Linked DNA regions of Mus musculus: regions 1, 2 and 4 are each linked to region 3. A link is a loop called in an ENCODE intact Hi-C map of the cell type or tissue named here. Cell type or tissue: gastrocnemius. All regions are shown on one strand.

Region 1 (8,000 bases), 160 kb before region 3:
CCCAGCCGTGGAGGCCGAGCTTAGGTTTTCAAGCAGAAGACTTGTCCAGATGTCCCCAAGTCAGTGCTTGCTCTCATGGTCCAGGGCAGGTGCTCAACAGCCTCCACAAATCACAGATGTGATTGCATGCACATTTGTAAACAAGCCTATCCCATGCTCCGGAACATCCATTTCTTTCTTCTCTTTTATAGATTATTTATTACATGTAAGTACTCTGTAGCTGTCCTCAGATCCCTTTTCATCTCTCTTCAGCCTCGCTCGCTCCGGCCCTCCAGAGCATCCAGTTCTAATGCAGTTGGCTTCAAAATGAGAATGTTTACATTGACTGTATTAAAACTTATTCTCGCAGCCAGAGAAATAGCTCAGCTATTGAGAGCACTTGCTATTCTTTCAAAGGATCTAGTTGGTAGCACCTAGGGTCCTAGCACCCACGTGGTAGCTCACAACCATCTGTAACTCCACTTCCAGAGAATCCAAGGTCTCTGCTGATGTGAGTGTGCATGTGATGGGTGCACAGATACTACACAAGGCACACATGTACACAACGAAGAAAATAACGTCTTATAAAAATCTTCTTATCACGTCCATCCCTCCTTTCAGGCTGTGATGTGGTATTTTCTCTTCTGTCCTCCTTATCTTGACTCGTCCTCTGGGTATCCCTCCTCCGTCCTGCCAGCCCATGAAAAGCTACACCAGTAGCTTCTCTCAGACCTAAGGACGTGGAGGAGAGGACCCTCTGTCAGACAACTGAACTGCACAGGGTGGTTGGAAATGTCTGCAGAGCCCCAGCCCTAACACTTTCAACAAGGAATACTTTCAGCTCTTGCTGGTCCTCTGGTCTGGCTGCTGGCAAGATCGCAGCCTCTTCAAGCCTGTCCCAGCATTTTGTTAGCTGGTCACATCAGACAGGCAATTTACAGAAATCGCCATTGCTCTGTTCTCACCATGCCCTTTCTGTGGGGCACAGTTCTAGGGTAAGCTTGTATTTTCCTACAGTGTGCCACTTCTCCTTCAGCTTCGCACCGTCTGCTTTCTAGACTTCCGGCGTCTTTGAGAAGGAAGCCATAATTGTCTCTTGAGAAATGCAGGAAGAGAGAAACCAGGATGGCTGTCCTAGTTTCTTAATTGTCTTGGGTTTGTATCTTCCCTGCATGAGAACATATCCACCTTGTTCTTCCTCTCAACAGAACAAGACAAGCATTAACAGCCACAGAAAACTAAGTTCCTTTCCTCCTGTCTCTAAGGTCAAAGTCATAAGAAATAAGCGGTCACCTGTTATGCTGGGAGCAACTGCCTGTGCTGGGGAGGGACCACTGGGCGGACAGCAGTGAGGGATCCTCTGGCTGGCTGTGACTGGTGATGAAGATTCAAGGAGCTCATAGGGGGATTAGCTGGAGGAGGGTGAAGTCCGGTCAGTAGTCCTCCAGGGAGTGGTAAATCTCTTAGGGAGAGACAGGAGGGAAGTTCAAGACGAAGGATCTCCCATAGGGAGCTATAACTATTTTCCAAAGTGGTAGTTGGACCGTTGGTTCGGTGTCAAACCTCCTTCTTTGGGATGTTTTATTCGCTGTCCTGTTTTAAATGTACATATTCCTGGAAAGAGGTAAGGGTGTGACGCAATACAGCATCAGATTTCACTAATGGTGAGGCTGCTTTTTTTAGAACAGGATTCTGTTTTATGCAGCATCATTTCTGCTCCTGACAAGCCCTTCCATTAACAGCCTCTGCAGCCTTACTGCTGCATGAAGTATAAAAATGCTTCTTCTCTCCTTGTCCCACTTTGGTTGGAGATAGGGACACCTCTCCCGCTTCGAAGGCTCAGGCACTGTCTTCAGATGTGGAGGGAAGCCAAAAAATTTGATGAACTCTTTTTCTAGAATGCTTCACAACTTGGGACTTGTGTTTCTTATAGGACGTGGGCAGAGATAAGTGTCTGTGTTGGGAAGATGGGCCTGAGATGGCATATAGCTTCCAGTGTCCCGCTCTGGAGAGATGTTATAGTGGAGGGATGTTAGAATAATATTTGCTATTTGTGTGCTAGTGCCCACCACAAGGCACATCTCTGAGGCACTCCTGCGCTTTGCAGAGAGGGCTGTGGGGTGGCGGAAGACTCCCTCCCCACAGTTGCAATGGTAATATTCCCCTTGTTTAGTGTCCTTTAAAGTTTCTCCCTTCATTCTTGGTAAGCAGACAGACAAGCATTGATTTTTTTTTTCAGGGTAGTTTTTCAAAACAGGTCTCAGCTGCTCCATGATTCCAGACCCCCAGCATTTAGCACGCCATTTCTTCTCCCGGAGTATAGAAAGAATATATAAGTTTGCAGCTGTTACACTCCAGGCAAAGCAAGAATTGTGGGGAAGTTGAGGTCGGGGACACACTGACCCAGCTCTGAAAGTCGGGATTGAAGGACAGCAAGAAGGGAGAGAAGTAAGCAGGTGCAGGTGTGCTGGGCTTTAGGAACTGGGTATCTGCCAGTGAGGCGCGATAGAAAAGAGTCTTGATCAGGCGGCCGCATTGGGTGGGGGTAGGGGGGTCATAATAGTGGCAGTAGAGTTTCAAAGTTAGAAGAATGTTTCTTCTGAGCCTGTACCTTATTTCCTGGGTGAGCAAACCAACCTCCTGGGAACTGGAGTCAGTGGCTGATAGTTTTACATTGTTCTGGTGGGTGCCAAGGGTACAGTAAGTCACTCTCTTCTTCCTCATTCCTGAGAAATGCCATTCAGAGCAGAAGGAGCCTTTGTAAGGGATGGCGAGCACACGCTAACGGCTGTCCCTGCCTGTCCCTGCCGTGACAAGGTTAAGAACTAGTGCCGCTTGGTAGTCCTCAAGTGAGAAGCAAAACTAATCCACCCGACCCAGCCCTGCACACAGACGCACAAGGGTGCTGGCTGGGTGATGGAGCCTGGGGAAATGTATGGGAGCGGTCCCTCCCTGGCTGGTCCTTAGCCACAGGACCCCAGAGCCTGTGCTGTAGGCAAATCCCACTGTCTTTCTTTCACATTGTGATCTGAAAAACCCTGCCCCTCTGAGTTCCCCATTCCCAATGTGGAAAAACAACGCAGGACCAGGAGGCTGGCCCAGCAGGTAAAGGTGCCTGCCACTGATCTAGTGACCTGCGTTCAAGTCCCCAGAACCACATGAAGGACAGGGAGAACTAACTCCCAAAAGTTGTTCTCTAGTTTACATGTGTGCACACGTGCACACATGCACATAACCGCATGAGCATGTGTGCGCGTGCGCACATACACACACACACAAATAAAAATAGGAATATTAAAACAAACAGCAAGAACAACAACAAAAACCAACGCATGTCTCCAAAGCTCTAAGTTAACAGCCATGAATGGGAAAGGGTAGGTTCCAGCTTTTTGCTGGATATATTTGTTGCTCATTTTCTTCTTCCGTAAGACATCCCCTCATTCACTGGGGAAACTGACAAGAGAATCAATATGATTGTGATTTCTTAAAATAAGCAGGTACTCTCCAAGACTCAGGTACCCTGTCTATTTATTGTTAAACGTCAGAGGAGGGAAAATTAATTCTGGAGAAATCCTTTTGGGTATGTGGTCCTAAGGGCTGTGTGTCCTCAGTGGGGATGAAAGGAGAGGCAGGGATGGCTGGGCATATGAACTACAGGCTAGGGCTGGCTGGGGCATTCAGTGAATGGCGGGTTGGCCATTGGTGCTAGAATGGGAGCGAGCAGAGCATCCAATACTGTGCTCCAAGAGACCAGAGGCCAAGCTTACACACAGGAAGCTGTGTCTGGGAGGTTCTGCACTGCCTGGGATGGAGCCTCCTCAGGAAGTGAGTGCCCTCTAGGGGTTTATGTGATTTCTAAGGGCTCTTCATCATTCCACTTAGGCCCTCAAGAATCCACTACTCTAGGCAAAAAAATAGGGCCGCCCCTCTTAATCAAGCCCCACCTAGCTGCAGCAATGATTACATTGTGCGGAAACTTACTATCATGGCCGTTTTGACTGATCATTACCATAATATCAAGGATAGCATTAGAGGCCTCTCCCCCACCACCCCCCGCCTCTGCTGACAAATTACCTATACAGATGACCACTTCTTTGAAATGTCAAAAGAACAAAATATCCTTAACCTTCTTATTTTATGATCTCATTTATATGGATTCCAAAAAATAGGTTGGCATGTTAGATATGCAGGAGACATATCTTACAGACTTGTAATGGCCAGGGCTGGAGACAGGGGAGACAGGGGAGACAAAGGCTGCAGCGGTTTTGCTTAGGGTGAAGAAATAGTTACAGGATTCTATACTTCAGGAGGGTAGGTGCTGTGTACGTGACTTTCATCCCATAAGGATGAGACATACGCTCAGAGTATCCTTGGGTTGCTCTGTACGGAGGGGACTTGTTTGATTTGACCATCTAGGGCCTCTGCCTGTATTTCCCTTGCTGTCTTATCTGTTTGTTAAACTAACTAATATCTCTCTTCGCTTCCAATTATGTCTCATTCTGTGCACTACCTATATACACAAAAAGAGCATGTGACCAAAGCACACAGTGAGCAGAGTTCCAAACGAGTGTGCCCAGGTGTTCAGAGGAGCTGATGTCTACAAGGCAGCTGGACCCACGGGCCAGACAGAGAACACTCAGGAGGCAGTTAGCAGCGAGCAGCAGAAACAGTGAAGCAAGAGTTGGCCTAGGGCAGAGAGAGAGCATTGCATAGGAAAAGCTCTGGGTGATGAGTGCTTCTCCGAGACACTGATAAATGGAAGGAGGTGGGGGTGGGCGCAGGAACAAAGCTGTAAGCTGGGTGTGGCCTGGCTGGGGCAAAGGGAAGCAGCGCAGGAAACTGGGGAGGGGTGAGTGATGACATCAGCCACGCTAAGCATCTGTCTCATGTTAGTTTCTTAATCCATCTGTTTTCTCTTTTGCCTTGCTTGCTCTTATCCAGGGTTTGGGGTAGGAGGGAGGGGAAGGTTAGCAGGGAGAAGAGTAAAGAAATGATAGCAAAGGAGAGGGTGAGGACAAAGGTCAGTCAGGATGCTTCAGCGCTTCCTCCAAGGGACTCAAAAGAAAGTCCCGCTTCTTCACATGGAAAGCATAGAGAGCAGGAATATGTACATCTGTATGGTGTGGGCAAACTGGGGGTAGGGGATGTATTAATGGCTACCTGGACAAATGAGGGAGACCTGTGAGCAGAGGACGCACGTGCATGGTGTTCAGATGTACGAAATTGCTATTGGGTCCGTTTCAACCTGACCCCCCAAAAAATTTTTTAAGACTTTTTTGCGAGATCTGAGCCTTACAACAGGTGTGCAAGATATTTCAGGTCTGAGTCCAGATGTTTGCCTTTTCAGAGTCCTTCCTCAGTTCATTCATTTTTAAAGTGCTAATTTTAGGTTCAGAGGACTCTTATCAGAAGTCAAAGGATGGCACCAGGTCGGAAGCGTGTGCTGGCACCTGGGGGTAGGTAAGAGGAGAGGAGCCAAGAACACCCCAACCTACTTACAATCAACCATTTAATCTCAGTGGAAATTGTCAGAGAAAAAAGAGCTTCCTTTTCTAAGTGAGTTTGCTAAGCATTTTTTGAGTAGTTTTTAGTTCATTTACATGGTGCTTTTATGGGTACCTTTTACCCTTTTTTAATAGGGGCGTGTGGACACCGGGAAATGTGGTAGATCTAGGGCAAGGTTAGTCATGATGTTCCATGTGCTATGACTTCCCACAGTCCAGGAGAGGGTCCAGCCGAGAAGTGCACATAAGTATTCAGACAGAAGGGGTACTAGAATGTTCGAGAACAACACCAGAAGAAGTACTTTGGGGGCATACGTGTGCTCTTGGGTGTTTAAGAATGACTATCTCCAACCTATCGCCAGGCAGAACGTGCATCTAGAAGATGCAGCAGAAACAGTTAGCTACTCTTGTAGGATGCCATCAGTTTTAACTGCACCAAGGTACTAGGAATCAGGTGTGGCCCCTCAGTATGAAGAATTTAAGTTGTACAGTTGTGTAAGAAATATGCCCAGCTCTGATCATAGCAATATGACTATGTCGCTTAAAACTGTAGTGGCTAAGCACTTGAGCATGGAGGACTACGGAATTACCATACTCTATGCTACAAGGCCAGTTCATAGAACTCAGCCCTAGAAGGTCATTGTACTTCAGGGATACAAAACTCCACCTGTAAAACAAGCAGGCACTTGTCTTAAAATGTAGACAATAATATGATTACAGTAAAACATTAATGAGGTTTTCACTCCCGTTCCCTCAGGAATCTAACCATCATTGCATGTAGAAGAACCCAAAGAGGAATGGAGGGCGCAGTGTCTCATTCACATCTCTCCAGTGGCTTCTTCCTTTTTCATTCATTAATTTATTTACTCACTTTACATCCCGATCGCTCGCAGCCCCCCTCTTTTCCAAGTACCCCCCTCACATGGACCCTCCTCCCACCACCCTTCCCCTTCACCTCTCTGAGGAGGAGGTGGCCCCCCTGCATACCAACAAGTCACTGCAGAACTAGGCACATCCTCTCTCATTTAAGATCAGACATGGCAGCCCAGTTAGGGGAACAACATCCACAGAGAAGCAACAGCTTCAGGGACAGCCCTTGCTCCAGTTGTTGGGGGACTCACATGAAGACCAAGCTGTACATCTGATGCACATGTGCAGGGCTCCTTGGTCCAGCCCTTGAACACTCTTTGGTTGGTGGTTCAGTCTCCGGGATTCCCCAAGGGTCCAAGATAGTTGATTCTGTTGGTCTTTTTGTGGAGCCCTTATCCCTTCCGGGTTCCTCAGTCCTTCCCCCAACTCTTCCACAAGACTTCCCGAGCTCGGTCTAATGCTTGGCTGTGGGTCTTTGCATCTGTTTCGGTCATCTGCTGGGGTGGAGCCTCTCAGAAGACATTTATGCTAGGCTCTTGTCTGTGAATCCAGGCTGACAGATACAAACACAGCCTGGGATTCCGAGGAGGAAGGCAGGCCTGCAGTGTCCCTACTGGTCCTCTGAGGACAGCTCAGCACATTCCCCTGGTAATTGGCAGGGGTGGCTACTGCATTCATTTATGTCCATTTCACACAGGGCACCTGTGTATCCAGTGTCTCTTAATGGTCTCTGATGCAAACTTTAACTTCATTTTCATTTTAGTTTGGGGTCAAGTGTAAATGTCATTGAAACTCTGGGCCTGATTATTGAGATAGTCGAGGACTATATGCATATTTTAATTTATCAAGGATTCAAACAGTAGGAGAACAAACCAATCACTCAAACAGGAAAGGGGGAAAAAACAGAATTAAAGAATCTATTAGTAATTCTTCCCTGATTGTAACACCACCCCCACTATACATAGAAACCCACATATTTCCTTCCACTGTCTTTCTCTTAAGGACAGTCCTATTTACCCCTTTCAATCCAATCTGGCATCTCACTCTGTCTTTCTACCTACCATTTGACCCATAGTCGTTCCCAGTGGCGTCCCAGGACCAGAGGCCAGCAGCTTTTTCCCTATCTCTCATTGCTATGTCTGTATGCTGGGCTCCAGCTGCCTGAGCATCTTAGTAAGACGCTTACTTCATTGCATCTGAGAAACCTGTTCAGGTCGTTCCTTGATTTCTTCACTTACCTCTATTTATCGGCTCCTGTGCTTAGATAGATTTCACAGCAGAATTAAAGTCAGCAATGACCAGAGCTCATTGCTCATGAAATACCTCATCCCGTATGCAAAGATACATGTACCTGTGGTAGCTTAGAATTCAAGAAATCAAAACTTTCTGCTTCCAAGACAGCTGTCACAAAGTCCATTTACTTAAACCTTATGTTCTTCTGTGTATAAAGAGACTTCAGTCTTTGGCACGAAAACGTAAATTAAGTACTGCTCAAGGTGACTAGAAAGCCAATAACTTAATTGAGGAGGGGATAAAAACCTCTAGAAGATGCCTACACATCACTAGAAACAAGGCTGCAGCCTGGGGCTACAGAATGGAGGGAACACTCATTCCTTGTGAGCATCCCTGACCTGTGTGTATAGAGAT
Region 2 (8,000 bases), 410 kb before region 3:
TATGAATAAACAAAATCTCGATGATACTAATAGAATGGAATTCAAAACCATATTTCTGTGACTTCACAATCTATGGCTCTTTGACCACATTGTTATAATTAAACAATAGTATATGTTGAGCACAAGTGCAATTTCCAGGAAGTTGCACATTCTTTTACCACTTGCAGTTCCTATAGAAACATACTGGTTGATTTCCAGGAATATGTATTTCATGCTTTTTTGAATAACATCCAGAAAACTTTGAAGAATAAAGTCAACATGTTTTTATATGTTTTTATATGAATTATGAAAAAATTGGGCTTACTTTGTGGTAACCTTTTGCTTGTTTAAAGTCAGTATATTAACCAATAGCATCTGCTCTCACTTAATGAATTGCTTTGTTGGTATTATTGACAGTTCATACTCTGCCTACTTAATTACTGTGTCTTTAAAAGAATCAACCTCCTTAATCTTGCCAAGGCAAAGGCAACATCATACAACAGTGAAAGGTCTCTGCAAACCTCCCAGCATTTGCTTGTTAGATTTGGCAGGAGAAAGTCCTGCATTCTCAACATTGGGTTGGAAACTTTGCAGTCAGTAGTCAGAATACAAGTGGGTCAATATCCCATCTGACAACCATGTTTCACTTTTGATCCTTAAAGGGTAAAACGATGCTAATCACTCCCATGTGTACCCTACTATCTGTTGGACACATTACTTTATAATCTTCACAGCATGAAAATTTTCTGTTAACTCCAATTAACAAGCCAAAGACTGAAAACCTTTACTGAATTCTGCTATAAAGGAGCTGAACTCTAATTCAGGTCCCAATGATGCCCTTGCCCATGATTCCTGAAGTGTGTTATTAAATAGAGACATCCCACATTGGAGAGGAAATGGGTGTCACTCTTCTCAATGACCAGTCTGTAGTAAAAACTCTTAGTTAACATCTGGGTAGGGAGCCAGGGTCTGTATCAGGCCTGTTAAATAGCAAAACACAAGCAAGTGTCCCCAGACTTGCTGTATTATGTTATCTTGCACTCATTTGACTACTAGGTTATGTTGGCAATCTTATATGAGATGAAGTAGAGAAGTTCTTTTCCTTTGCAGTCTGTCTGATTGGCAAAGGGATGTACTTACAAATCCAGCCAGCTATTCCTAAGATCACTTCCAAAGCTGTGATATTTGGAGGGAGAAAAACCTGGCTGGGTTCTGTACTAAGAATGGACAAGAATGTGTTTGTTTGTTTGTTTGTTTGTTTGTTTGTTTATAGGCATATTAAAAAGAGCACCATCTACTCACTCCACAAACTGAGAATCCTACATTTGCTCGGGTCTTGAAGGCTGAGTGCCTAAGAGGTCAAAGCAGCCTTCCAAAGGCAGGTCTCAAACTGAAGATGCTAAGGACCTGATAGTTGCTCAGTCCATGAAAGTAGTGTTTTAGCACTTCCAGTTAGTGCTGAAGACCTTGATGGTTGCTACAGAGCTGCTGGTCCTCAGGTAATGATGGGTGCCTGCAAACGCTGACTCTACCCTCAACAACAGCAGCAGCAGCAAAATGGCAAATTATTTTGCCAGAGCAAGGGAAGGCCAAGAATGAAAGAGGGGAATGATACTCTTTGGACCACACCTTTTTTGTCTGGGGTGCTACCAAAAGACACCACCCACATCTGAGTTAGGTCTTTCGACATCAATTAGGACAATCTGAACAGTTGCTCAGTAGATCCTCCCTGTTCAGATGATTCTAGTTAGTGGTAAGTTGACAATAGAAATAACTGTCACAGGTTTCCATCATCTCTGGCTTCATAGTTCAGCTTTTTCATTCTCTTTGATGTGAACTTTTACAACATCAGGCATAACCAATATTTAAACAGAAGCAGAAAAATCTCAGCCAAGTTTAAATATTTTCACTATATTCTTAGTTCAAATTAACTGTTCTGAACTTTCCCACCACTTGAGAAGCTTCTCTTTGGGGGGTCCATGGGCTACAGTGTTTGTTGATTGGCCTTATATGAGGCTTGGTTCAGGGGACAAGGGAGAGCTAATCCTGACAGCTCTACTTGTGGGATACACTAGAGGTACTGACCACCCCAAACTGGATTTTCTTTTCTCTACATATAAACTACTCTGGCTACTTGATGTCTCTGGGCCCACTGGTGTCTGCATAGAGTAAGAAGTGAAAGTGATTGGAGCTCTTCAGAATTTGGCAAAGCAAGGAGAAATTAAAGAGAAGGGAGAAGGGAAAGTATGAGCATGTGGGTGTGGCTACCTCCGGGTAGCTATTTATTCTGTTTATCCATGAGCACATCACTTGACTCTTTAAGACATGATGTCCTGATGTCCATGAACACTGCCAATCACAGGTTAATTGAGGACAGAGATCACAAACAAAAAGCAAAACAGACTCACAAGGGAATGTATGATCTCCATTACCTGTGCATGCGCTCCATTTGAATTCACAAGAGCAGAGAGTGTAGTGGTGATGACTCTCTAATAGGGGAGGCTGGGGTTGGGGGATGGGAGAATGTTGACTGGGCATATAAAGTTTTAAATGTCTAGAATGAATAAGTTATTCATATTTTTAATTAATAACTCAGTTTAATGTAGTTGCAATTTGTTAAGACAGATCCTAAGTTTGCTTACCAAACAGACGCTAAAAATGCTAATGTATGGGTAGATTGAGGTGTTAATTAGACCAATAATAATCATTCTACAAGACTGCCTACATCAGAACATCATATTGTACACTTTAAATGTATACAATTTTTGTCTGTCAATTATACTTCAATAAAGCTGATTTTAAAAAAAATATGTGAATAATCAACTGTGGTAAAAGTTTCATTCCTATCTAATACGGAAAAATTATTCCAGAAGCAATTGATAAGAATACAATACATTTGGATCTGATACCTCAATCTCTAAGCACTGTAATTATCAAAATAATGTTAACTAAATTGTTTGTTACTGATGCAGAACATTCAGGTATTGGGGGAAAAAATGGCACTTCAGAAACGATGGCTCTACCACACACTGCCTATGAATTATTCAATGAATGTGTAGGGGTGATATTGTTTATAACACATTTCCTGCCAACTTCTGTTTTTCACTAAATGTTTAAAAAAATTGAGGCAGCTTCACAATGTAATTGGTAATAGAAGCAGATGGTACCTCTTTGACCCTTCATTTTAGCTTCTAGGCATCTGCAATCAGTTATATGCTAGATATGCAGACAGACAATATGCATTGAAATTAGCCCCATCTTTTTTAGCTGTCAAAAAGTAGACTTGGCCATAAAATTTGAGAGTAAAGAATCTGAGAGATCATCTAGTTCAATTCTTGTATTTTACAGGTGAGAAAATTCCTGGTCAGAGAGGTAGTAAATTGAATGGTTCAAGGTCACAGAGAAAGGAGACAGAGCTAGATCTCAGCCCCCCTGGCTTACTGGCACAGCCTGCTCACTTTCAGGATCAAGGCTGCCCTTCCTTATAGGGGAGATACAAACATTTATTTATGAAATTATAAAAGATTTGAAACACCCTGAAAATTAACAAGAATAATACTACTCAGTTCTGCAAAAGTTTAGGGAACTCCAATTTGCATTGGAATTTTAAAAACGTTGTGGTGAAATTTAAGTACTGTTAACCAAACCAGATTCCTTCAAATTATGGTAAAATAACAGCACCGTAGATATGAATTAATTTATAATCTTTTGAAAGTTAATTATATTAAGTACTTCTGATTCCCTGAACATAACTCAAATAGTACTATCAATAAAACAAAGATTCTCATATGCATGCATTGAATTATGTGACATAAAATAACACTTTGCTATTGTCTTAGAGCCATTCATTTTCTTTCTTTAATTTTTTAAAATATTTATTTTATGTGAGTGGGTGTTTTGTTTGCACGTGTGTCTCTGACCCATATTCATGCAGTGTCCAAGGAGGCCAGAAGAGGGCACCCGATCTCCTCGGACTGGAGTTAAATAGCTGTGTGCTGCAATCTGGGTGCTGGGAAACGAACCCAGGTACTGTGAAGAGCAGCCAGGGCTTTTAACCACAGAGTCTCCCTCCCCTCAAATCATTTTCTTAATGTACTTTGACATCATGTCTTAAAGAAGAGATAAATGACATACTCATATTTAAACAGAATACTTAGCTACCCGTTAGTTCTCATTGTACCTCCCACACCCAAGTGATTACACCCTCTCTTCTCCCTTCCTGCCTTCTTTTCTCCTTCCTCTGACAAATTCTTAAGAACTCCATTCACTTTCATTTCTTATTCTATGCTTAATGGCAAAAAACTGCCTATCAATAAGTAATGGGTTTCCAGAGGTAAATACCACAAAAATCTACTGACTCCTTGATCTGCCTTGGTAGTTGTAATGTCAGATCCTCTGGAAAGTGGTTCTTAGCTTACAATGCTCACACGTGTGTGCATGTAAGTCCAAAGTGAATGAGTACATGAACAGGGACACTAGAAATGAAAACAGCAGTGGGGAGAAGCCCATGTTAAGGAAGTAGGCATGAACAAGAGGAAAATGCCATAGTCATCCTTACTACTGTTTGTGCTATGCAAATTTTAAAACAAATATTACTGGATTTTTATAGATTCAGGGATTAATACAGGAAATATATTTAGCATGCCAGCCACTATTATGTTTCTCAAAAAGTACAACTATCATTTTCCTTTAGAATAAAACTAAAACAAATTTATTTTAAATACCCCAAGATGGAAATTTCATGACTGGAATGTTGTAGACTATTCTGTTTCTTTGTTTGTTTGTTTGTTTGTCATAAAAGATCTATTTTTCAGTTTATGCAACACACACACAAAGTCAACACTGCAGAGTCAGTCAGACTCCTCCATATCTTTCTGCCAATACCTTTTAAGTTCTTAACCTAGTAAGATATCATTGAGTCACTCTTAAATGACTGCTCAAGGATAACATCTCTGCTCACACATCCTTTACTGCCTCCTTCCTTATCTCCTTCCTTTCCTCCTTCTTTCCCTAGATATGTCCTCACTATGTAGTCCAGAAGGGACTTGAACTCATGACCCTCCAACTTCAGCATCCAGAGCACTAGGGTTTCAGGAATATGCTACCACACCCATCAGCTTTTTCCTGGTCTGTACTTACATTTTTTTTTCATTCTAGCTACATCCACAGAACATATAATATCTGATAGCATATAATTAAAAATTCCTTTAATATTCTAAGTCTTTGGTATCATACTGACAAAAATGGATAATTGATCCTTCTCAACTGATAGCTTTTCATCCAGACATTTAGATTTCCTGCAGGCCCCTCCCTTCTTCTGGAACTATGTTATGGAATGAGTGATCTCAAAAGTCAGAACCCAGTTCAAGAAACTTCTCAGTAAAATGTCCATTACACTTAATATCATAATAACTCATTTATTTGCTATACATCCACAGTGTCAATGAAAAATTAAGGGTATTTTAAAGGGTGCTACATTAGGAACATGTTAACAACAGGGCACAAAACTAAAGAACCAATCACTTAACATGTATACAACTGCCAACCTTCCATAGTCAAATCACATCCTGAAAGGGGAGTGATCACTTAACCACGCATTCTATCCTACCTGGGTGTCATTTTATTAATGTCCTTATCTATATTTAGAATGTATTCACTCGGCTCTGACACCTAGACTCAGGGGAGATCGCCATTTTCTCTCCAGTGACTCCCTAAGACAGGTCCACTAAGGAGTGCACAGGCTGCAGAAGCAGCAGAGCAGCTGAGACAGGGTCCTACAGAAATAGATCTTCAGCCAGGAGATGGGGCTGTTCTGCAGTCCTCTGTGCACTGGTCTTGCCAGGCGAGAACTGGTCTCCCAGGAGTGCTGACACAGGCTTACAGACTCACAGGAAGAACAAGCTCCAGCCAGAGACAGCAAGAGCATCTAACACCAGAGGTTACCAGATGGCAAAAGGCAAACACAAGAATCTTACCAACAAAAACCAAGATTACTTGGCATCATCAGAACCCAGTATTCCCACCACAGCAAGTCCTGGATACCCCAACACACCGAGAAAGTAATATTCAGATCTAAAATCATATCTCATGATCCTGATAGAGGATTTTAAGAAGAACATTAATAACTCCCTTAAAGAAATACAGGAGTACACAGCTAAACAGGTAGAAGCCCTTAAAGGGGAAACACAAAACTCCCTTAAAGAATTACAGGAAAACACAACCAAACAGGTGAAGGAATTGAATAAAACCATCCAGGATCTAAAAATGGAAGTAGAAACAGTAAAGAAATCACAAAGGGAGACAACTCTGAACATAGAAATCTAGGAAAGAAATCAGGAACCATAGATGCAAGCATTACCAACAGAATCCAAGAGATGGATGAGAGAATCTCAGGTGCAGAAGATTCCATAGAGAACATCAGCACAACAATCAAAGAAAATGCACAATGAAAAAAGATCCTAACTCAAAACATCCAGGAAATCCAGGACACAATGAGAAGACCAAACCTAAGGATAATAGTAATAGGTATAGATGAGAATGAAGATTTTCAACTTAAAGGGGCAGCAAATATCTTCAACAAAATTATAGAAGAAAACTTCCTTAACCTAAAGAAAGAGATGCCCATGAACATATAAAGGAAGCTTACAGAACTCCAAATACTTCACACCAAAAAAGAAATTCCTCCTGACACATAATAATCAAAACAACAAATGCACTAAAAAAAAAAAAAAGAGTATTAAAAGCAGTAAGGAAAAAAAAAAAGTCAAGTAACATAAAAAAGCAGACCTATTAGAATTATACCAGACTTCCCACCAGAGACTATGAAAGCCAGAAGATCCTAGACAGATGTCATACAGACCCTAACAGAACACAAATGCCAGCCCAGACTACTATACCCAGCAAAACTCTCAAGTACCATAGATGGAGAAACCAAAGTATTCCATGACAAAACCAAATTTACACAATATCTTTCCATTAATCCAGCCCTTCAAAAGATAATAAAGGAAAAACCCCAACACAAGGAGGGAAACTACACCCTAGAAAAAGCAAGAAAGTAATCTCTCAACATGAAAGATTAAACCTAAAAGAAGATAGCCACATGAACAGAATCCCAACTCTAACAACAAAAATAACTGGAAGCAACAATTACATTTCCTTAGTATCTCTTAATATCAATGGCCTGAATTCCCCAATAAAATGACATAGACTAACAGACTGGCTACATTTTGCTGCGTACAGGAAACCCACCTCAGGGACAAAGACAGGCACTACCTCAGAGTAAGGCTGGAAAACAATTTTCCAAGCAAATGGTCTGAAGAAACAAGCTGGAGTAGCCATTCTAATATCGAATAAAATCAACTTTCAACCTAAAGTTATCAAAAATATAAGGAGGGACACTTCATACTCATCAAAGGTAAAATCTACCAAGATGAACTCTTAATTCTGGACATCTATGCTCCAAATGAAAGGGCAGCCACATTCATTAAAGACACTTTAGTAAAGCTCAAAGCACACTTTGCACCACACACAGTAATAGTGGGAGACTTCAACACCCTACACTCCTCAATGGACAGATCATGGAAACAGAAACTAAACAGAGACACAGTGAAACTAACAAAAGTTACGAAACAAATGGATTTAATAGATATCCATAGAACATTTTATTCTAAAACAAAAGGATATACATACTTCTCAGCACCTCATGGTACCTTCTCCAAAACTGACCATATAATCAGTCACAAATCAGGCCTCAACAGATACAAAAATATTGAAATAATCCCATGAATCCTATCAGATCACCATTGACTAAGGCTGATCTTCAATAACAGCATAAATAATAGAAAGTCACATATATGTGGAAGCTGAACAACACTCTACTCAATGGTAACTTGGTCAAGGTCTATAACTGTCTGAGTCAGCTGCTGTGTGGAGCCTCTCAGAGGACAACATGCTCCTGTCTGCAAGCATAACGGAGTATCATCAATATAACCAAGGATTGGTGTTTGCCGATGGGATGGGAC
Region 3 (8,000 bases):
AGCAGTGGGGTGGAAGGAGGGAGGGGAGGGAAGAAAAAATACCAGAAAGGAATAAAAAATTAAATTCAGAGAATATTATTTTCACCCTCTTTCTTTGAAACAAAAAATAAGTGTATTCAGACCCATGGAAAGTGTATAACATTGTAATTCATATTATCTGCTTTAGCAGAGACCACAGGGCTGATAGAAACAATTATTGTTTTCATCGTTACAATGTTTTTCTCTGGGTCTATTTAGGAAGTGGTGGAAAGGAGGCAGCTCACCGATCTGTATCCTGAAGTTAGACACTGTTTCCTGTGTCAAGGGCAGGGCAGGCAGCCTGTATCTCAAGGTCAGAGCCTGCCTAAGACTAACCCAAAGGCTCAGCTCCCAGTAGAGGTAAAAGCTAATTCATAAATTCCGTGGCAATAAATCCTGTCTCAGCTTCTAAATAACCCATTCTATTTTCAAGTGAGGTCAAGTTAGGAAGCCGAATCCAGGGACAAGAAAGATCCAATAATGTTCTTGGCTGGAAAGCCTGCCATTCATCAACAGGTCACATGCCTGTCGTGCTCTCCGGCTTACCTCAAGTCATGACCATTTTGGGGAAGGTATGATGTGTGCCGAAAGCCTCAGCATTGCTCCTAAGGCTCTGGTGCCCCCGCCAGGAACTGTGGGCAGCTGATCCTCCATGGAGGTGGCTTCTGCAGGGGCTGCTTCAGCTGCAGCTCAGCGGCTACCAAGAGGCTTTATGCTCGATCATATCTATTGACAAGCTGAAAACTGTCACAAACTGAATGTTTCTTCAAGGTTATTTAAGAGTTGCTACAACTCAGGACTTTGCTTCATGCAACATCTGAGGGACAGGGGTAGCTTTATTCAGTTAGAGAGACCTAGGAAGTAGCTGGTACTTAATGTGCTATGACGTTCTTCCACACTTGAACAATAACTATGCAAGTTTATTCAACTTCAAGGCTCTTACCCAGACCCTAAGCCCCTTCTACGGAGAGCCACACTTGTCCCGCCCCACCACGATTCCCCTGCCTCCAGCATCTGAAACACAAGAATCTGGCAGACAGCGACTGCGTCTCATTTAAGACCAGTTTGCCAAAAAGTAAGAGAAGACTATTTATCAGCTAAAATTATGGGGTGTTGTTCTTCCTCTCTGGTTTTCAAAATTAACATCTACTAATGGACATGCTAATGCTGAAAGGGAGAACCTCACTGGTCCCCACCCCTAGACAAAGAACCATAGCAAATGCCAAGGGAGAACTCAGCTTCCCCAGGAGTAAGGTCCCTAGTAGTTTATCCTGTATCAAGTGGTCCCCGTAGCATCATATACATAGAAGCAGTACTAATGGATTCAGTAGTGTGTGTCTGTGTGTGTGTGTGTGTGTGTGTGTGTGTGTGTGTGTGTGTGTGATAGTCAAAGAAAAAGAGGCCATGAGTTTGAGAGTGGGAAGAACATTCAAGGGTTGAGAGGGAAGGAACGAGAGGAAGGAAGTGATGTCATATACTTTCATTTTAAAAGGGTTCCCAACTCTAAAATATATCCTTTTCTGTGTTTATTTCTTTCTTAACCACTTCAAATATGTTGCATAGTGTTGGTTTTTGTTTTGTAGAAGTTATCTTGACAGCTTTCTCTCCTTGCAAATATAAGACTCTTCACCATTACCCAAAGGTTTTGTTTTTTCTCTCCCTCCCCCTGGGCACCACTATTCTGCTTCCTAGGAGTCTGAGTATTCACACAGTGCCCAGGGAGGCCAGGGAGGGAGTCAGATCCCGTGAAACTGGAGTTATAGGTGGTTGTGAGCTGTCACGTGGGTGCTATGGATCGAACCTGGGTCTTCTGGAAGAGCAGCCAGCGCTGTTAGCGTGGTCTCTCTAACCCACAAGGTTCTATTACTAACTTGGGAAAATTGGACCATAAAATGCAGGTCTTCCTGGGGTTCCATTAGCATAGAGCTGTCACAGTTCATCTTGTAGCATGTGGTGGGGCTGCTTCTTTCGGCAGCTGAATGATACTTCATAGTATCTACATGGCACACTTTGTGTACTCTTGGTGAACATTCAGGGTGTGCCAGCATCACTTCCTGCTTGTGCTTGCTTGCTTTTCTCAGCTGAGACCAGCCTAGGAGATGTGAGGAGGTGATTTCTCCTCGGGATTCTTCACTGCTTTTAGAAAAGAGTGAAAATAACCAAACAATTTTGAGTAATTCAATTAAGCATTCTATCACATCAGTCGCACGTGTTTTGTCTTTCTGACCCCAATTATTCCTTGCCCAATAATAGAAAGCTTAACACACACACACACACAGAAATACACAGAAACACACACAGTCAGCACACACAGACCTTCTGCTGCAGCAATTCATCATAACAAGTGCTTTTGTGCACCAAGCGCATGCATGAGAAAGTTCATGGCAACTTTACCCACAGCCCAAAGCTAGAGACTCTGAGGTCCATCGGTGGATAAATAAGCTGTAGCATGGTCACACAACACAATGCTAAGTAGCTGAGAAATGTGAACCTTTGCGGCTGTCACCACATTCACGAATTTACACACACACACACACACACACACACACACACACACACACACACACACACTATCAAGTATGGTGTCGAGACAGAGTAATTATGTGTGATGTGAGTCTATTTGTATGGAGTTTAAAAATGGGAAAACCATGGACAGAGGGGTCAGTATGATTCCCAGTATTGGTTAGTAGGGAGTAGAACTATCTGGAATTCTATAAATATGTTATTTCTCTATCTGGATAGTAGTTGCATGAGTCTGTGGATGTGTGCGTGAAAATTAATTACACTATAAAGTAATTTAAGTCTGCCTGCTTTTCTTTGTAGGTTGTAACTATGAGAAGATACAAGATTAGTCTTGACAAGGGGACCCATTTGTTCTGATTTTAAAAATCCCTTTATACTTAAAAGAAGCTAATATTTTTTTTAAAAAAATCAACTAACAAGTGAATTTAATAAATGTTGGGGAGGGGGAAAAATCCAAGCTTAGTGTTGACATGAAGCTCAAAAGGTGGCCAAGAGATAGGTTACAGAGAAGGTGTAATAAGCTCTTTTATTCTGCCACTAAACCCTCCCCTAGGGAAGAAGTTGGCAATTGTGGGCGTAGAGGTTTGGCGGCTCCTGACTTACTCTGAATGTATTCATTTTAAGAGCTGAGATCCACCGCTCGGCTCTCGTTCCCCGCAACTGACTGGGGCTCCGTCTCAAGCTTAGATTTGGGAGGTGCAGCTGTGGCCTCGCTGTGTTGGGTATTCAGTCGAGTGTGTTTGTGTTCATTCCTGTTGCAAGCAGGCAATCCGGTGACGTCAGCGGAGCATTGGAAAGCTCGCCGCCGCTGAAAGATTAGTGTGCTACATAACTCAGCTCTAAATAGAGCCTATCAACTCTTCAATATTAAAGGAAGTGCTGCCTCATGAAGTCACCCTAATTTATAGCCAGGGCTCTTTATTAGTGATAATAACAAGGCTCTGTCAAGATTTCGAGATATAAAAGTAGGCTATACAATAAATCCTAGTTTAATTAGCCTGTGTTTTCCATTGTAAGAGGCTTTGCCTAACAGCACCTACCCTCAAATAGACAATTAGATGACACTGGATCCCTCCAGGATCAGAAAATGGATACAATTAAAGGCAGACTTACTGGTAGCCTGTGGAGCCAGGTGCAAACAGTTGCCTTCTCTCTGTCCCACCACTGACAACTGTCCCTTGAACAATTACGGCCTCCGGCTTGTTCCTGGTGCTGTCTCTGCCTTACTGCGCTCTCTTCCAGGCGATTAGAAATGGGTCCCTAAAATCAAAGTCAGAGACTAACTCTCCTTTGCTCCAAACCTTCCAGAAGCTTCGGCACATTCAAAATATAATCCAAAGCCCTTATAATGAATTAAGACCTCATATCTCCTGGGCTCACTAGCCTGCCTCTCCTCCAGCCAGCTGGGCCTGGGTTCCTAATCTCTGGATACCTGTGACATTAAATGTCTAAGATGCTGCCTCCTCTGGTCTACTTACCATTTATTTTGGAGATTTTACCACCGTTCTAGTGCCTTCAAAGAATATCTAAATTTTAGGTTTAATGTCATCAACAACAACAGCAACAACAAATCCTTTCTTTTATTGTAGTTCTCCATAACACAGCAGCACCTGCCATGTTGTCTTAGGCGTAGGTTTGGCTGTTACCGCCTCTAGTCCTCGGGCTCCCCCTGCTGGACAGGACGGACAGTGATTCATTAACACATGTCCCTGGCGTCGAGTACCCTCTTTGGTACATGGTGGGTAACCAGTACCTATGGATTAATCACGGAAGGAATGATGTAATGAGCAACGAAAGGTAGTGAGACCCACAGGTACTTTCAATTTAGGAACGGGAATCATTTCTAAGTCACGGACTTTCTTAGCTGTTACAGTGCCATAGGTATTCTTCAACAGAGGCAAGCTTAAGTGAACAGATGTTTATGGCACTTTTAAAATGCCCTGACATGTCTGTGGAGCACCCTTCAGCTTCGATCCTATCAGAAATACTAATTTGGTAAATTAGTATAATTTTTGTCTCCCATACTCAGTGTAAAACAGCGCGCACTCCTGCACCAGGGTCACAGAGCCGCTGGTGTCGCTCAGATGGAGCAAGAGGCTCCTTGGAGTTCCCTGATATCCACCATCTGGTACAACTTCTCCCTCCTTAGCGTTCAGAAAAAAAAACATACGGACCCACAATAATAGCTCACTGTCTACCACAGGAGACAGCAAACCATGACATATGTACCGAATCCATGACAGCTGCCTGTTTTCTACAGCACAAACGCTAATAGTAACTTTTGCACTGTAAAGAGCTAAAAAGTAAAAGACACTGGGAGCCAGAAAAAGTTGCTGATGCCACTCTGCACAACCGGGTTGATGGGTCTGACTTTGACTTTGAGAGAGGGAATGGGATCTTGGAAAATGAACTGTAGGATACAGATAAATGCAGAGGCACGGTCTCGCTTTCTGAATCAGTCCTATTACCAGGCATGGATTTTCTCATGCAGGAGGAAGTGAGTAGGTTTTGCAATGCCCAGGGGACATGATAATGGCACAGAAAGCCCAAACCTCCCCCAGGAACGTGAATCTTGAATTTCAAAAAGGAAAAAAAAAATGAAAATAAAACAAAATTTCAATTAATATAAAGCACACCATGGGAAAGAGGAAAACCAACCTCGGGGGCACTAAGTGACTCCTGGTGGAAGAAACTACCAACTGTGGTGAAATCTAGTCACAATGTTGCAATTGCAGACTTTCTGGAATTCTAAGGACTATACTCCCAATCTCCTCCGCAGCAAGGCCTTGCTGTGTTTACCGAAGTGGACAGGAAGCAAAAAAGCTGAAGTGTTTGTGAACTCGGCTTTCTTGAACTGGGAAATACCCCTGGTAAAGAGTCTGTAAGTCGGCTTGATAAGAACTTTGCGATTTAGGAGAGTTGGAATGTTGCAGGTCCAGAGCCAAACTATTTGCAGCTGTTTTCACGCCCCTTTATAGCCATAAATTACCCACTTCTGGGTCTGACTTAACATCCCCTGGTTATCAGGTAAAACCTTCTGGAATGCAGGCCAGCGGCTCTTTCCCCAGCATCAAAGATGAAGGGCAAGTTTCTATACTCGTATTTGAAAAAAAAAAGTCTTGATTTATGACTGTTCTGCATCTATAAAAATGTCATGAAATTGTTTCCATATTGGAATATATCATTTGGGGTTACAAGGATCCGTGCTCCTAATCCACAGCCACTCATATTTGGCTCCAGGATAAAGGAGCTCTTATTTCTTTTGAAGTGAGAAGTGGATTGTACCTTGACAGCATCCGTAGGATGGGCTTCCAGCTTGATCCTGGGTCTCCCTTTGTCTTGCCAACTGCTCAGTGGCTGGGAAATGGAAGATGCAGGTTGGCCGGTTATCCAGCTAATCTTGAACTGAGTGTAGGCTGGCACAGCTTTTGTAAGAGCAAACTGTGTAACAATTAGTTGAAGTCATTGTCTTTGTGTGGCCTGTGCCACAGCAACGTCTACTGAGAGTGGGACACAATGATACTGCATAAAAGTTTGAGTCTCTGTGATCCACACAAGATACCCATGCTTTAACCCAAGATAAAAGCGAGAACTTAGTCATCACCCAGACCACAGTCAATCTGGTACTCACAGGTCAGCTCAAGGGTATAAAAATATCCAGGTTTGTTCCTGTGGGAAGTGTTACAGTTTCTCCAGTGAGACACGCCTCACGTCTATTAGGACAGCTATTGTCTGAAAGGCACGAAGGACAAGTGTTGGTGAGATTGCGGCGAAACAGGAACCTCTGTCCACCCGGTGGGAATATGATTGACACAGCCACTACAGAGGGTCCTCAAAAATTAAAATTAAAATTACTATAGGAACTGGCTCTCCATTCTACCTCCGCAACACATATCCAGAGTAAAGACAATAGATGCCTCAAAGGATGCCCATGGCTCTGCATTCATCTCTGCCTCCCCCCCAATAATCACACACACTCCCCCCAATAATCACACACACTCCCCCCAATAATCACACACTCCCCCCAATAATCACACACACTCCCCCCAATAATCACACACACTCCCCCCCCCATAATCACACACTTAAAAAAACAACCAGTAGATGAATAGATTTTCAAATGTGATTTAGGTGTATAAATACTATCCCACGATCCTCAGGAGACAGTCCCTGTCTTCGACAAAACCCAAGTGACCCCCAGAGGGCATTATATGGAGAGAAATAAGGGAGACACGGTGCAATAAATGCTCTTACGTCATTCTAATGTGAGGTCGGCAATGCCCCGTGAGCGAGCGGAGAATAGATGGAGTTTATTGCTAGTGGAGGGGGGCATACTAAAGAAAATGGGGGGATGCTGATCAAAAGGGAGGAACTTTGATACCATGTTGAGATTTGCTAAGAGTGGATCTAAGCAGCCTTAATACACACACACACACACACACACACACACACGTGCACACACACACACACTATCCCCACACACACCCTGACACACACACTCTTGCACTGGTCAGTGCACAGTGTTATTCATGGGGGGGGGCAGTTATGACAGTAAGACAATGCTATACTTTAAATTCTTAAATTAAGTCAGCTATTGGATGGATCACAGGGCCCCCAATGGAGGAGCTAGAGAAAGTACCCAAGGAGCTAAAGGGATCTGCAACCCTATAGGTGGAACAACAATATGAACTAACCAGTACCCCGGAGCTCTTGACTCTAGCTGCATATGTATCAAAAGATGGCCTAGTTGGCCTTCACTGGAAAGAGAGGCCCATTGGACTTGCAAACTTTATATGCCCCAGTACAGGGGAACGCCAGGGCCAAAATGTGGGAGTGGGTGGGAGGGTATGAGGGAATTTTGGGATAGCATTGGAAATGTAAATGAGGAAAATACCTAATAAAAAGTATTTAAAAATTCTTAAATTAAATCTTAGACTTTAAACCTTAGGTATATTTAGAACTATTGAGACTATCTTAGGCACTATGCCTGATTCGGCTTTCTCGCCATGTCTTCTGACAAGACTTTCAGAATCAAGCGATTCCTGGCCAAGAAACAGAAGCAAAATTGTCCTATTCCTCAGTGGATTCGGCTGAAAACTGGTAACAAAATCAGGTTCAACTCTAAGGGAAGACCCTGGAGGAGAACGAAGCTGGGTCTGTAAGGATTCACACAATGGCAAGACTGAGGGCTTATACTGAATTGTCATCGATTACTCCTACCAAATGGATTTCATCATTTTAACCTGGAGGCCTGCTCGTGTCTTAAATTAGGGTGTTTGTCCAGTAATAAAATATAGAACCTTTCAAAAATAAAAGAATATCTTAAAATTTAGACTTTTGTGTAAGAAAATAAGGAATTAGTACTTTCTTTGTTGTTCCAAAAAGGTACCCTTTCACAAAGTTCTCTAGAAAGGCCCCTCCCTGCCTTTCCCTTCTCCTCCTCTCCTCTTCCCCTCCCC
Region 4 (8,000 bases), 69 kb before region 3:
CTCACTGTCCTCCTTCATGGCATGCAGGACTGCCAAACAAGAAAAAGACAATGACAATAACTTAGGATCCAGATCAAAAGCTACATGTCTTTCCACAGTTGTAGCCTCAATACTAACGGATGACATGGTGTGACTGATTCACACGGCTTACAGAATCTCTTCTAGGTAAGAGAATACGGTGAATCTCAGTGGAGACATGGGAATCATTTCCCTCGGCCAACATTCCCAAGCACTGGAGGCAGGAACGAGGGACGGGCCATTCGTGAAGCATCTGCTTTGTCCCAGTGCATGCTGGGAAGTGAAGGACAGTGCGCTGTGCACTTGGATGAGCGCTGTTCCCCTCACAGGTCCTTGGAACTGGAGGACCTTCTGGAGAAACGGGAGATTTAACTGTACTCTCTAGAGAGTAGACGAGGGAGATTTAGTGAAAAAATTGAAAGATCAATGAAAAAAGGCCTAGAAGGCAGCTCCAAGCATCTAAGAAGATAAGGAGGTTTTGTCGTGTGTGTGTGTGTGTGTGTGTGTGTGTGTGTGTGTGTGTGTCTGTGCATGCGTGTGCGCGCGTGTGCATGCCTGCCTGCCAGTCTCTGTGTGTATGACTGTATGTATAAGAGGATACACATACACACATAATGATATTGCTGGGATCAAACCTAGGGCTTCATGTATGCCAGACTAAGTGCTAACACGGAGGCACACCTGCCTGCCAGCCTAATGTTATGTTCTTGGTGAATACCAAACTTGAAGACTGAAACAGCAGCCACTCAGCATCAGATTTTAGGTCTCGGTTTCTAATCTAAACCAGCAAGGTAGAGACAAATTCTCAATTGTGTACCTTCCTAGTTAATGTTTTCCTTGGATGTATGAGGAGTCCACACAGTGTCACTGTTAAGTCAGCCCTCTGGGGCTTTGACTGGCTCCAGCACTTCTCTAATTATGAATAAGGTACTTTGCCACCCTGTGTGCCAAGCTCCTCACCCATAGCATGGGGATAATAATCAGGTCTAACTCAGGGCTTGTGAATGAGGGGCCAGCGCCTCATTATGTACAGACAACATGTAGGGCCCAGTGCTAACCATAAGGAGCTGATGGAACTCTCATGACTACAAGTATCATCACGCTGTGACTCCCTTCCCACAGCTTCTACGGGGAAGTCCACAGATGCATGAATGGCTGTTCCTCTATGACGACAGCAGAGGCCCGGGTAAACCCAATTGTCTCTACCATCACAGCATCATCAGAGCTGTCTTAGAGTGGATGTCATTCTGTCATCCAAAGATGCCCAGAAGATTCCAAAAACAACTGTGTCCATCTAGGAAACTATCACCTAAGAGTGTTCTAGACATGGAACTTCAATGACTCTGCCTCGTCCCTGGGCTGCAGCTCCTGGGCTCGATAGTTGCAGTTGCCTAAGCGGTATTTACTCTCCCTTCTTTAGACAATCAGTAGGCTCGGCATTTCTGCTTTTAGGCTTCAGCATTTGGTTTTTTTTTAACTTCTCTCTAAAGTGGCATTCCAGGAGCTGGGGTCATTCAGGGTGCAGCTGCCCAAGAATTAAGAGACTCGGCCCTGTAACTAACCATCTTATGTGATCTTGGACACACACAAATGTGCAAGCTCTTGCTGAAAATGAGAAGGCTGACCACCCACCCAGCTGAGCTCTGGCTTCTTCATCTTACACTGACTGACATCCCTTGATTTACCTATATCATAAGGTAATATAAGACTTTCCATGCACTGCTCACCATGAAAAAGTATAAAGAACCAAGGTTAGCAGGCAGCGAGTGGCTTAGAGGAAGCTGCCCGTCCCTCCTGCCCGTATGTCACTAACATTATCCACACACATGATACACATTTCCTTCTAATAAGAAACCATACAATTTACAATTAGAAGTAATGTCAACAAGTCTAATCCTTTCTATTTTGTTTGTTTCTTTTGAGACAGGGTCTCACTCTGTGTAGCCCAGGATGGTCACATCTCAGAATCTCAGGGCAGTCCTCCCACCTCAGCCCACTCAGTGCTGCCTTACATATGGGAGCCAAATTGCGGGGCTCAATCTCTTCACTTCCTCTGTTTATGAAATTTCAGCAACTGTGCTTGTGTGTTTGTTTGCTTGTTTGGTATAAGGATGTTATCTGTATATCATATATGTGTCTGGCACCTGTGGAGGCCAGAAGAGGATGTCAGAACTCCTGGAATTAGAGTTCCAGACAGTTGTGAGCTGCCATGTGGTTGCTAGATATTGAATCTGGGTCCTCTACACCAGCCAGTGCTCTTAACCACTGAGTCATCTCTCCAGCCCATGCTAAGCTGATTGTGACTTGCTCTGAATCAGACAGAATTTATTTACTATAGGATAAATTGAGAAAATATTTTTATTATAATATTCCATTGCTGCCAAGAGAGAGAAAGTGACTTCCAAGAATACCCCTGAAAATAAAGAGCAGCCAGGTTTCTGTGGCTGTTTATGGCTATCCTAAGACATACTCAACACTACGTATATTTATTAATCTCACAAATCATTTTTTAAATTTACCCCCACATACTGGAGGAGTATCTGTCTGCTTTGTTCATTAATGTACCTAGAAAACAGCCTGGCCCACAGCCGACCCTAGAAATGCTTGCTGGATAGATGCATGCTCTTAGGACTCACTGCCAACTTAGGACAGCCTTATAACAGCTACCTCTGCTTTCCCATTCCCCAAAAGGCAGCTGTTAGCCTACATCTCTACCCCTCTCCTAGTCTGTCACTAAGTTGCATAAGAGCCACAAAGCATTTTACTCGGTGACAGACAGACACGGTCTCATGCATAATGATGGAGATTCAACTTACATGTTTTCTAAAATAAAACAAAACAACAAAAAAAAAACTTAGCTCACAAATATTTCAAAACTTAAGGGAAAGAATTCAAACAACACTCAACTCGGCACTCCATTTGATATGATAGCTATTTACTTCACTGTCATAAGAATCAGGGTGGCATCCACCATTGACCAACCTACACTGACAAAATAAAAATAAACTTCAGAACTAAACCCGAGAGCTTAGGAATCAGCACATGTCAAATGAGGAGTTGTTTAGATTTGCCTTCGCTCACTTTTGGTTAGTATCTGAAGATCTTCCACGGACGGCGGGCCACTCTTCTTCTCGTAAGGGATGACTGTCGTCAGATACTGCCAAGTTAAAAGAAAAAAAAAATCATTCAGGCCTGAGTTAATTTATGTTCACAGCAATACACTCCCTAGATCTACTTTCTACAGAAGTAGGGCTGCTTTGGAGGTGGGCACATGGGCATAGACAGCCATCCCCGAGGTCCGAGTCTTTCCTCTGGGGCTCATTTTTCTCCTCAATCCTGCCTGCTGTGTATAAGTCTCCTGTCGGCATAAGTAAGGCCTTCTTACAGCTCAGTCCCTGAACGCTTGCTCACGGGGTGAGTGCTGAGGACAGCCGGCTCATTTGCTCATTTCTAATGAGTCTTATCTAGCACTTTACTTGCATGTTTTTCAACATACTTTCAGAACAGTCATTAAACTAACATCATAGTTTTAACAATATATACAAATAATAATCTCTGGCCGTCAAATCATTCCCTTTAAGGCCATTCTTATTCCGGTTGAAAACAGCAGTCAACTTGAATAACACGACAATGTTTCAGACACAAACCAATTTCTTCGAGACACTGATAACAAAGACTTACTTCCCAAACAATTACTGAAACAAAATTAGTATGTTAAGTGGTTGTTAGTACATATAAGTGACCTTAGATATTAGAGATTAGATAATTGAGAAAGAATGGCCAAAAAGGTAAATGAATAATAAAAATAATCTCTGAATCTGTGACAAATTGTCCAACCAATTCACTCTCTCTAAACACTCATGATTATCACACTTAGGTTTAAAAATTTCAAAAAGGAAAAGAAAAATCTCCTGAAAGTATGCTCCAGAAACAACTGTCTAGAGCCCTCTATTCTACAGCTCAGAGCAGCTTGCAAAAGCTCACATAGAAACTTAGTGTCCTACACTGTCCTTGAGCTTCTTCAAGCCTGTCCTACAAATTCATTCTCTGTTCCTAATCCCCACAGACTATATGGTTCTATAAATAACTAAAAAAATTAAGGTAGAAAAAGTTGCTAAACAAACAATAACAATAGTAAAAGTTGTTATTTTTACTAACAATAGGGCTCAAACAATAGTAAAAAATAGCTGTTCAACTTTTTAAATCTCAGGGCCCCACATTCTCCCGGTGAGGCTCAACTGTACACCCAAGTATCTTTCTTTATATATATATTCTTAAAAATCCCATAAATGCCAATGATGTGCCCAACTGAGCCTTTACTCATGGTGCCAAGCCATGTGAAGAAACATCAGGAATCTATGCCTTGGCCCGTGGCCACCTCCTCATGAGCCATATCACCTGGAGGTTATGTTTCCATCCTGCAGGTTGACGGAGGCAAGGGGCACGGAATAACAACTAGAATTCACCCATCCCCAAGGGGCCTCCCTATCAGCTGTGAATGTCAGGGTGAAGCTGCCCTCTCTAATACCAACTCTTTCCCATCTTGAGTGATACACAAAAAACTAACCCTGAAGAATCTCTAGGCATTTGGACTTCCTACATCTTACAGTGGCGCACCTTCTTATTCAGCCAGGACCTGGCCTACAAGAGTGTCTCAGTCAGGTAGAATTTTCAAATAGTGGAAGATGATTTCAAATACATTCACCAATATATACATTCCCATGTTCGTGACCCTCCTTTGAATTATGTAAAACCCTAAATACAAACCAAGTTGCGACACATCTGACTACGCATCTCACAGCATATAATTCTGCATCCATGACGTCGTCGTCTTACTCCTCACTAGGCTGACGACTGAGCTGGCTCACCATACAAAACGCCCAACGTCAGATAAAAGAGGTAAGATCTGCTCGCTGCATATTTTTTACCTAAGACTCTAATCTCAAAGGTAACAAAGCTCTGGCCACATTCTCCTCGAAATGAGATCTTCTTTTCTAAATTTTAGCAGCAATGTATCATGTTCCAGTTCAGTTGTTTTCACGATCATGCAAGCCATTACGTCAGTTTATTAACATCTATTTGTTAAAGGTGGGCATGAAAACGGGGCCCTGAAACCTGCTTAAGGATGCAATCGGTCTGTTGTCCAATCCCAACGCTTTCTCCCCAAAGGCAGATTCTGTCCATCTCGGTTCAGACACAGACAGAATGAACCTGCAGCCCTCCCCTTCCACCCATGCTCTCAGTCAATTAGTAAAAGTGACAACTTTCAGGGCCCTCGCAGAGCACAGGAGCAAGCAGAGGGTGAGGAAAAGAAGGAAAACGGAGCACCTGTTTCTCTCCGCCTGAGTTTCCAAAGGTGTGGCGGAGGCCATTCTGAATGACATTTGAGATCCCTTCCATGCTGAAGCGCTAAAGGCAGCAGGACATGGCCCAGGAAGAACAGGACAGAGAGAGAAGTTCAGAGACTATTAGTGGAGTGTTCCGCGATGTCTTTCTGTGCCCAACAGACAAGCAGTTAGAAAATGCCACGATCACTCACTCTCAGACAGCAGACAGAATCATGGTGTTTAGAGACCGCTTTCACTTCCATTCCGGCGTGAGTCCAATGCAGAGCCAACTGTTTGTAAGCCACTATCCCCACAGAGAGCTTCCCCGCTGTAACTAATAGATTTGTTCCAATTGTTGCAAACATCAGCTGTACCCTTACTTTATTAAACAGTTTACCGCACAATCCTTGAGATACCTTTTGATACCGCTTGTTTACTCTTTATCTATCGGAAGCTTGAACGCCTAATCCTTCGCAACGCGCCTGTTCTGAGCTGAAGCGTACATCTTTCCGCCATCAGTTTGGGGAAGATGAACCTGACATTTTCAGACTAGCGACTGTTCCCACTTGCTCTCCAGGCACCTGCCGTTGCCTTGCTACCGAGAATGTGAATTCTCGGCTTAGGCTGCCTGGGGAGCAGCATGGATACCAATTTACCCCCGAAAACATACTCACTCTGTTTCTAGAAAACAATTACAACTTAGTTCTCCTGGCAACCTCCAAGACTTCCTAGAATTCACTCTCTGCACTCAAGTGAGACTGTCTCTTCCCCTTCGGTGACTTATCTTGATTTGCACCCAGCCTGCAGTCACACGCATCATCAAGGGGCACGCTGGCACCCAGCTAGCAGCCGAGTCAAAGGCAGCAGAGATTCTCACAGCCTGACTAACTGAAGGAAAGGCTCCCGAGGAGGAAGCTGCACTCTGAGTCACCAGACGGTGCTTGTCCCTGGAATGTTAGGGGGAAAGCTGAACCAGTAAGCACGCTGAAGGAGTGGATGTAAAGGTATTCTCCAGGTCCTAAGAACGCTACAGAAATGCTCTCTGCTCTCAGACAACGTATACATTAGTCCCAGTGATCGCAAAGTGTGGCCCAGGCACAATCTGAGAGTCACTGAGATTCTAGAGGAGCAGGAACGCAAACTTATCTTAACATTATTAAAATATGGCTTGTCTTCTTTTTAAATTTATTATTGTTGTGATTGAGCATAGTGTTAGGCTTCATACCATGTCTTTCAAGTGCATCATGTACTTTGGCCATATACACACTCCAGTTCACTCAGACTGTCCCAGTGTACAGTGTAACATTCCAAAGGGCAGACTGAATGCAGAGGCGGAGCCGAGGCTCATGTCCTTCAACTGTGCCGTACATCAACAAGACTGACAAAAACAAACACCAATGACACTTCTCTAACCAACCTTTAAAGTTATAGCCTATTAAAACTTACCATTTATATAAGAATTAATCATTGAACTTTGATACTTTGAATGAATTAATCTTTTATTCGTGTTTACTTTTAATACAGTAAATATTGACCAATTCAATTATGTATGAGTGCCCTCTGAGGCTCTCAATAAACGTTAAGAGTGTAAAGAAATCCTGATTAACAAAGAGCTGAGAAATACAAAAAGGGCTATCCTGAAGGGAGCAGGCTACTAGTCTCTGGCCCAGCCACACTAGGCAACCAACAGCACTGCTGGAAATCTGAGCGTGCCCACACTGGCCTTGTGGGAGCTATTCTGCAAGCCCCTCCCTCTCCATTACCCTCGTGCCCCGCCTTTCCCAGACCCAAACCCATACACAGTTTTATGTTGGCAAGAACCAATGGCCTGGCCAAGAGATTGCCCTGGTTCCTCACTCTGCTGAGAATATAACTATTACTTTGGATGGAAGAGACTGCTTTTACAAGAAAAACCTACATAGCATAACTATCTCTGTAGATTCTTCACACACCACATTTTATCATTTGTTCCTTGTTTGTAAAACAGGTTATCCAAAGAGATGACATCACAGGCTCCAGAGCCAGCAATAAAAGATGATTTTCAAGTAAACAAGTCAGCTTGTTAGTTAACTACATTCCCTTGGAAAATGACAAGAAAAAAAATGCTTGCTTTCAGTCTGTATTACCTGGCTCTATTATCTGAGAAAATGATAAAGCTAGATGCAGACTCAAAAATCTCAGCTGGATGAAGAAGTCAGAACTCACACAAGAAAACTATTTGGAAAGTACACTCCAAATTCATTAGCTTAATTTTCCCAGTCAAAAAGCTAATTAGAATCATTGAAGAAGAAAAAAAAACAAAAAGAAAAAAAGAAGGCCAATGCACAGTTATAAGATGCATATGCAACTTGAGTCTTCCTGCGTAAGCACACAGATGTGAACATGTCTGAACTATCTCAACTACAAGAAACTTGGCTGTTTGTGAAAGATGACGTTCACGCCATCGGAATTCTAGCCTGGGAGAAAGAAGTAAAAAGGCGACCCCAGGCTTCCTAATAGAGCAACCTGGAAAACACAAAAACATCTACTGATGCTTGCAGGAGAAGCTGAAGTTCAAGTTTCTCAACAGATCCACTGCTGGGCTTGGACTGGTAGCCACAGCCAAGGGCCCCTTGCCCATAAGCACTCCCCAGCCATCAGCCAAACCAGAGAAAC

What was found. Peaks named below come from ENCODE experiments on the same cell type or tissue, not always from the same donor. Only the 100,000 strongest peaks of a DNase experiment are listed, where the experiment ranks them.
Region 1: a loop joins it to region 3, with 2.7 times the contacts of the local background. A loop is called at or near these places in 3 of 42 quality-filtered maps.
Region 2: it touches region 3 in a loop (5-fold over the local background); 12 of 42 quality-filtered maps call a loop at or near these places.
Region 4: a loop joins it to region 3, with 2.0 times the contacts of the local background. A loop is called at or near these places in 2 of 42 quality-filtered maps.

Annotation. Positions count from the first base shown.
Region 1 is chr17:78,294,561-78,302,560 of GRCm38, forward strand. The region is part of intron 4 of Crim1 (cysteine rich transmembrane BMP regulator 1 (chordin like)); the gene reads left to right. Among named protein-coding and RNA genes, the nearest start is that of Gm41620, 17 kb to the left of the region's middle. In gastrocnemius, a CTCF peak has its summit at 3,823 (motif pointing left); no DNase peak of the experiment used is centred here; H3K27ac peaks cover 1,471 bases.
Region 2 is chr17:78,037,464-78,045,463 of GRCm38, forward strand. No RefSeq gene overlaps it. Among named protein-coding and RNA genes, the nearest start is that of Gm32076, 52 kb to the left of the region's middle. In gastrocnemius, CTCF peaks have their summits at 3,925 (motif pointing right) and 5,758; a DNase peak (open chromatin) is centred at 5,795.
Region 3 is chr17:78,451,098-78,459,097 of GRCm38, forward strand. Gm32464 (a long non-coding RNA gene) reads right to left here. Exons shown (of 5, transcript XR_876967.1): 3 at 6,173-6,273; 4 at 5,827-5,982; 5 at 4,102-4,294. It also overlaps the pseudogene Gm19399. Among named protein-coding and RNA genes, the nearest start is that of Gm32464, 9.0 kb to the right of the region's middle. In gastrocnemius, CTCF peaks have their summits at 644 and 4,214 (motif pointing left); a DNase peak (open chromatin) is centred at 4,211; H3K4me3 peaks cover 732 bases; H3K27ac peaks cover 2,081 bases.
Region 4 is chr17:78,381,645-78,389,644 of GRCm38, forward strand. It overlaps Fez2 (fasciculation and elongation protein zeta 2 (zygin II)), which reads right to left. Exons shown (of 8, transcript NM_199448.3): 6 at 3,100-3,175; 7 at 1-29. Among named protein-coding and RNA genes, the nearest start is that of Gm32336, 15 kb to the right of the region's middle. In gastrocnemius, no CTCF peak of the experiment used is centred here; no DNase peak of the experiment used is centred here; H3K4me3 peaks cover 851 bases.